2 separate regions of the Mus musculus genome follow, and region 2 is linked to region 1. The links are chromatin loops, found by intact Hi-C in ENCODE. Cell type or tissue: left cerebral cortex. All regions are shown on one strand. Each heading gives the region's core, and the rest is flanking DNA. Links, peaks and the distances in the headings are about the cores only. Region 1 overlaps Prdm12 (PR domain containing 12). Region 2 overlaps Ass1 (argininosuccinate synthetase 1).

Region 1 (2,908 bases), core at 237-2,736:
GAGCACGTGGAGGTCAGAGGACACTAGTGGGAGTCAGTTCTGTCCTTAACCATGTGGGTCCAGGGAATCCAGGTTGGGTCATCAGGCTTGGTGGCAAATGAATGCCTTTAGCCCAGCCACCCCTTCCCCCCTTTCCCGAAGTGCTGGGCCACTATGCCTGGACTGCCTCCCATCTTTCGGATGAGATGGCTAAGGTTTCCTGGGGCCACCAAATCCTCCCAGGCTGGGGACCTGCTGTAATCTGGCTGCTGTTAGATCACAGCCATGACCCGCTGCGCCCTTGGGGCTGTGTGTCTCACGGCGTGGGTGCTAACCGGGCTGCTTTCTTTCCCTCCCGCCCGCTCCGTGGGTCCCGCGTTCTGCCCGCGCGGCCAGAGGACTTCCACCCGGCGGACTCCGCGACCGGCACCGCGGGCCGCATGCGCTGCGTCATCTGCCACCGCGGCTTCAACTCGCGCAGCAACCTGCGCTCGCACATGCGTATCCACACGCTGGACAAGCCCTTCGTGTGCCGCTTCTGCAACCGCCGCTTCAGCCAGTCGTCCACGCTGCGCAACCACGTGCGCCTGCACACGGGCGAGCGTCCCTACAAGTGCCAGGTGTGCCAGAGCGCCTACTCGCAGCTGGCCGGCCTGCGCGCGCACCAGAAGAGCGCGCGCCACCGGCCGCCCAGCACCGCGCTGCAAGCGCACTCGCCCGCACTACCCGCGCCCCACGCTCACGCGCCCGCGCTTGCCGCCGCCGCCGCTGCCGCCGCCGCGGCACACCACCTGCCGGCCATGGTGCTGTGAGCGCCGCGCACGCGCCCCACGCGCACGCGCCTCCCAGCCGCCTCCGCGACGGACCCGACCCCCCGCGCTGCGCGCCGCTGAGGCACCGGCTACCCGGAACCCACTCCTGATCCGTCTTGCAGAGGAGGACGCCGAGGGGCGACGTCCCCTTTGCCCAGGCCACCCGGCTGGTGTGGCTGCTGCCCTGTCCTCTCTTCTTGAGAGTCGGTCCCCACGCCCGGCCCCATCTCGGAGTGTCCCTCCTGCAGGGCCGCGTCTCCACGCGGACATCTCTGTCCTAGATGACAGGAGAGGGGGAACAGACGATCTCCAAAGAGAGCTGAGTAGTTGGGAGTGGAAGAGAGAGCTACCTCCTTGGCCCAGAGTGGGCTTGGGGAGGGCAATGCTTATCTCTGCCTCCTGGGAATGGTGTCTTGATGTGTCACGAGTGGAGGGAATGACGTTGACCCTTGGCTGTGATTGGAGCCCTAAAGTGATTAGCACAGACCGGGAGAGACCTGATCATTCGGGGGGCCCTGCTTTCCTTCAGGCTACTTTCCCTAGCCTCCAGCTCCCAGGGAAGGACAAGACGACAATATATTTTTTGAAGTGTGCTGGGCAGATTGAGAGTGGAGTCACAAGAGACATTTACCACAGCCCGTGGGCAAGACCCTGACCCTTTTGGGGCTTCAGTTTCCCCATCTATAGAACGCAGTAATTAGATCAGTGCTCCCTCTCCTAAATCTCTCCTGTCTTCTGAGTTTAGGAATGGAGAGGCACTCTCACTTCCATCCTATTAAGTCCCCAAACAAGAGAATGAGCGACCATACGGGGCTGTCTGGAGCCGAGGTTGGCTTCTCCGCCCAGAAAGTTTGTCTGAGGTGCGCGGAGGGCCCCCAGGTTTCTTCCCCACGAAGCCCACATTCCCACGCGCCTCTGCCCACGCCGTTCCCTGATCTGTCCGTGGGCGCCCTCTGGTGTCATTTCAAACCTTGTCATTTACCAGAATTCTCGTCCCCTCCAATACACACACACACACACACACACACACACACACACACACTCCATCCAAACACCAGGGCGTTTGTAATAATAATTAAAAAAACCCACAAAACTATAATAATATTAACAAAAAGTATAACATGTATAGAGTTTTCAAGAAAGTGTGTTCTACTCCCAGAAAACAGTCACTTTAACTTTGTAAATGTTTATCTAAGATGATATTTACGAAACTGTGATATATATTATTTGATTGTATATGTAAACTGTAAATACATTTGTACTTCTCTTGTATTCTAAAATAAAAATTACTTGGAACATGTATCACTTGGCCCCTACCCGGGTGCAAGGTCCAAATGTCTGAGACATTTGGAAACAATGGAGACATTTGGAAATGGCTAGAGGGGTTGTTCCACTGACTGCTGCTAAAATTCACTGTTGTACCTTCGGTAACGAAAAGCTGCTGTCCCCAAGAAAAGCCACAGTGCAGAGTGACTGGGAAGAGTGAAGGAGCAGGACAGAGTTCTTGTAGTTTAGCCAGCTGCAGTGTGGGGTCCCTCCAGTACAATTTACCCACCTACACATGGCTTAGGAGTTGTTTGTTCTCATAACAATAAACTTGGATTGGGTTAAGGGGGCAGCGGTGGGCCAGACGGACCACCAGGAGTCCTGGAGTCCTCAGTAATCTGCCACATCCATTTGCAGGCTTTGGGTCTTAGTTTCTTTTCCTGTACTGTGGCACATTGGCACAAACAACTTAAAGGAAAAAGGGTTTATTTTGGTTCAAAGTACAGTACATATGGTGGGGGAATTAAAACAGCAGCGGCCCTAACCCCCTGTTCACACCACAGCCACAGCAAGAAGAACAGTGAATGGAGACACACGTTGCTCAGTCCCTTTTCTCCATCCAGGATCCGGGTCAGGGAATGGAGTGGCCCACAGTGAGCTAGTCCCTCTACCTCCATTAATGTAACCATGGTACCCCCCCCCCATATGCATGCTCAGATGCCCCTCTCCCCGGTGATTCTAGATTCTGTGAGGTTGACATCACTAACCATTATACCTACCTTCATGAAGACCAAGGAGTAGGAAGGACAGGGTGAGGCCAGCGCGAGTTCAAGGCTGGATAAGGTTAGGCC
Region 2 (2,908 bases), core at 243-2,742, 170 kb before region 1:
CCTTCTGTGAAGACCAAACAAAGTCACATTCAGAGATCTGGGGACTTGACTCTTTTTTTTTTTTAAGACAGTGTCTCTCTCTATAGCCATGGCTGTCCTGGAAATCTCTCTATAGACCAGGCTAGCCCGAAACTCAGAGATTTGTCTGACTCTGACTCCCCAGTTCTCGGACTAAAGGGTTATACCACCACACCTGGCCGTGGCACCTAGCTTTGAGGATCACCTTAGCACATGTGCAACACAGGCTGAAGAGGACCCCATGGGGATAGGCAGGGCTCCTAATTGCATTGATAACTCCAAAGAGTGGGCCATCAAATTTAGTGGGTGCCATGATAGCAGTCTGAGACAGGACATGCCTAACCATCCTGCCGCCCGTAACCCACAAGGCTTACCACCTTGCTGTATGGGGCTGGTGATGATGCAGGTACAGGAGACATGCAGCTAAGGCTGACGTCAAAGAGCTCACCTGAGGGTGGTCCCAGAAATAGCCAATGACCAGGATGGCACTGGGTGTTTGTGGAAGCTTGGGCACCTTCATCGTCTTAGATTCTGTTCAGCTGGCTTGTGGCAGGAGCGTCAAGGGTAGGGTGCCTCCTGGTCACAGACATAATTGAGTCCCTTAAGTCTATCGCATGCCCTTGGGAAGCCCAATAGAATGGCACCTGATAAGACTACAGAAGGACGGGGGCCAGGAGCTTTGGAGCAGGGGACAGGAGAAAGACTACCCTGTCTTCATGATGTCTGTACTCTGGGGATGAACACAGGTAGACTTAGTGCAGAACCAGGGATCAGTGTCTCTCAGGCAAGAGGCTGTGGCAACAAATGGCCCATGAGGACACAGAGTAGCTATGGGAGAGACAGCAGAGTCTGAGCCCAGCTTGGGCAGTTCTCCCCCAAAGCATATTGGCCAGCAGCTCTCCTGAGTAGTAGCTGTAAAATGGGGGAGACTGGTCAGCCATCTTCCCACCCTGGAGGAGTTTCCTCTGGTACCCAGTCTGCTTAGTTGCATGCTAGGAGACCAAATGAGGCTCCAGTGTGTACCACCTTCCCGAAGACAGCCATGGTGGCAAAGGTGGAAGAAGGTCAGACCTGGGGCTCAGAGTTGTGCACTCAGCTCTGCTAGCATGCCCCAGTGTCGCCATCGAAAGTGAAACTGACACCCAGCTCCTGGACCATTTGGGAGATGGGTGAGGACACAGGTCATTAAGAACAAGCGTCGGCAGAATAAACCTCTGAGGCACTGCATCTTTCCAAATGAGCCGAACTGGCAGCGGTGAACTCCCCACCTTGGGAGGCATGCTGGCCGAAGCCGGAGTCAGGACTCTGAAGGTCCATCCCATGGCAATCAGCTGGGTACAACAAAGAGCTGTACTTCTTTTTGATTCTGTCTTGAGTGAGGCAGAGCCCAGCCAGCCACAGACAAGCCAGCTAGCTGCTGTACAGTGGCTACTCGCTGTGCTATATGCATATATGGCCACTAGAGGGCACCAGAGGCTTATGTTTGAGGAAGCATGGGCACCAGATGATGATGTTGATGACTGCAGCAGTTTTACAGGGCTTCACTCACAGGGCTCTAGATCTTTCCACACGGGTCCCACAGCTGCTTTGATTGAGTCTGGCAGGACCCCACTTTTTATAGGGTAGACCGTCCAACTTGAAATATCTCAGGGCCCCTGAGCAGCAAGAAGACCAGGGAGACCGCCAGGAGCCAGCACCACTTTGGCTCTGCTGTCCCTGGTCTGTGTGTCCTTAGGGATACTCCTATGCCTGTCTCCACATGTACATGGCTCCAAGTGACACACACTCCACCTCTTTCCTGAGCCCACGGTCCCAGGAGACAGTGTCTATCTAAGTAATGGGGAATGAGAGGAGACCTGGAGAGGTCCTGGGCCCAGGCTGGGGATCAGCACTTAGATGCAGTGTCTGACTGCCTGGAGCACACACTGGTGACTGCACATGTGAGAAGCAGTTGTCCCAAGAGAATGGTGGAGATGGTGACGGAGAGGCAGAGCCAGGCTGGGGGATGAGGAAATGCTGAAGGCAGGTCCCAGCAAGAGATTGGCAAAGTCCCGCTGAGGAAGGGGGGACTCCACAGCCAAGGTGTACGCAGGCTACTGGGACGTCAGAGCAGAGAGGGCCTTGGGTAACCTCAAGATTGAGTCTCTGGCCTTTGCGGAAGGTTGGTGATATGCCTGTAGTTATCTTGACCTGGATGGTCTGGGAGCCAAGGCCTGGGGTGGTTCTTATAGCCCGGAACTTGCTATGTAGACCAGCCTGGCCTAAAGCTCAGATGCCCCTGCCTGTCTTCTGAAGGCTGGAATTTAAAGGCTTAGCCAGGCTCCTTGTTTTCAGTGGTCTCACTGTGTGCCCCAGGCTGGTCTTGAACTTGCCATCATTCTGCCTTAGCTTCTCCTTATTTGGAGTCTTTACAATATTATCTATCTATCTATCTATCTATCTATCTATCTATCTATCTATCTTGTGTGTTTGTGTGTGTGCCTAGGTGATGTGTGTGCTACATGTGTGAATTAACCCACAGAGGTCAGAAGAAAGCATTGGATCCCTTGGAACTGGGTTACGGATAGTTGTGAGCCACCATGTAGGTGCAGAAGAACTCGTGTCCTCTGCAAGAGCAGCAAGTGCTCTTAATAGCTGATCCATCTCTCCAGCCCCAACACTGAGATTTTACATGTCCACCATGACTCTTGTATGCCAGGCCATGGTGCAGCCAGATGGTGGCGCTGTGGGACTGAGAGACACTGAGCCAGCAGGGGCGCTGGCAGGATGTGTCAAACATTCTGGAAGAAGGGCAAGAGTTAGCCAATGACACTGTAAGGCAGTGTAGCCCAGGCTGCAGGCACAGCCTGTGCAACAGCCCAGGGACAAGGTGGCACTCTCTCCTCCCAGC

The links. A loop is a pair of places that touch in the nucleus more often than their neighbours do. Peaks named below come from ENCODE experiments on the same cell type or tissue, not always from the same donor. Only the 100,000 strongest peaks of a DNase experiment are listed, where the experiment ranks them.
Region 2: it touches region 1 in a loop (7-fold over the local background); 38 of 42 quality-filtered maps call a loop at or near these places.

Annotation. Positions count from the first base shown.
Region 1 is chr2:31,653,694-31,656,601 of GRCm38, forward strand. Prdm12 (PR domain containing 12) reads left to right here. Exons shown (of 5, transcript NM_001123362.1): 5 at 376-2,102. The coding sequence ends at 791. Among named protein-coding and RNA genes, the nearest start is that of Prdm12, 15 kb to the left of the region's middle. In left cerebral cortex, for the core only: a CTCF peak has its summit at 1,727 (motif pointing left); DNase peaks (open chromatin) are centred at 615 and 1,716; H3K4me3 peaks cover 1,341 bases; H3K27ac peaks cover 1,010 bases.
Region 2 is chr2:31,481,643-31,484,550 of GRCm38, forward strand. The region is part of intron 5 of Ass1 (argininosuccinate synthetase 1); the gene reads left to right. Among named protein-coding and RNA genes, the nearest start is that of Ass1, 13 kb to the left of the region's middle. In left cerebral cortex, for the core only: a CTCF peak has its summit at 1,472 (motif pointing right); DNase peaks (open chromatin) are centred at 1,476 and 2,742.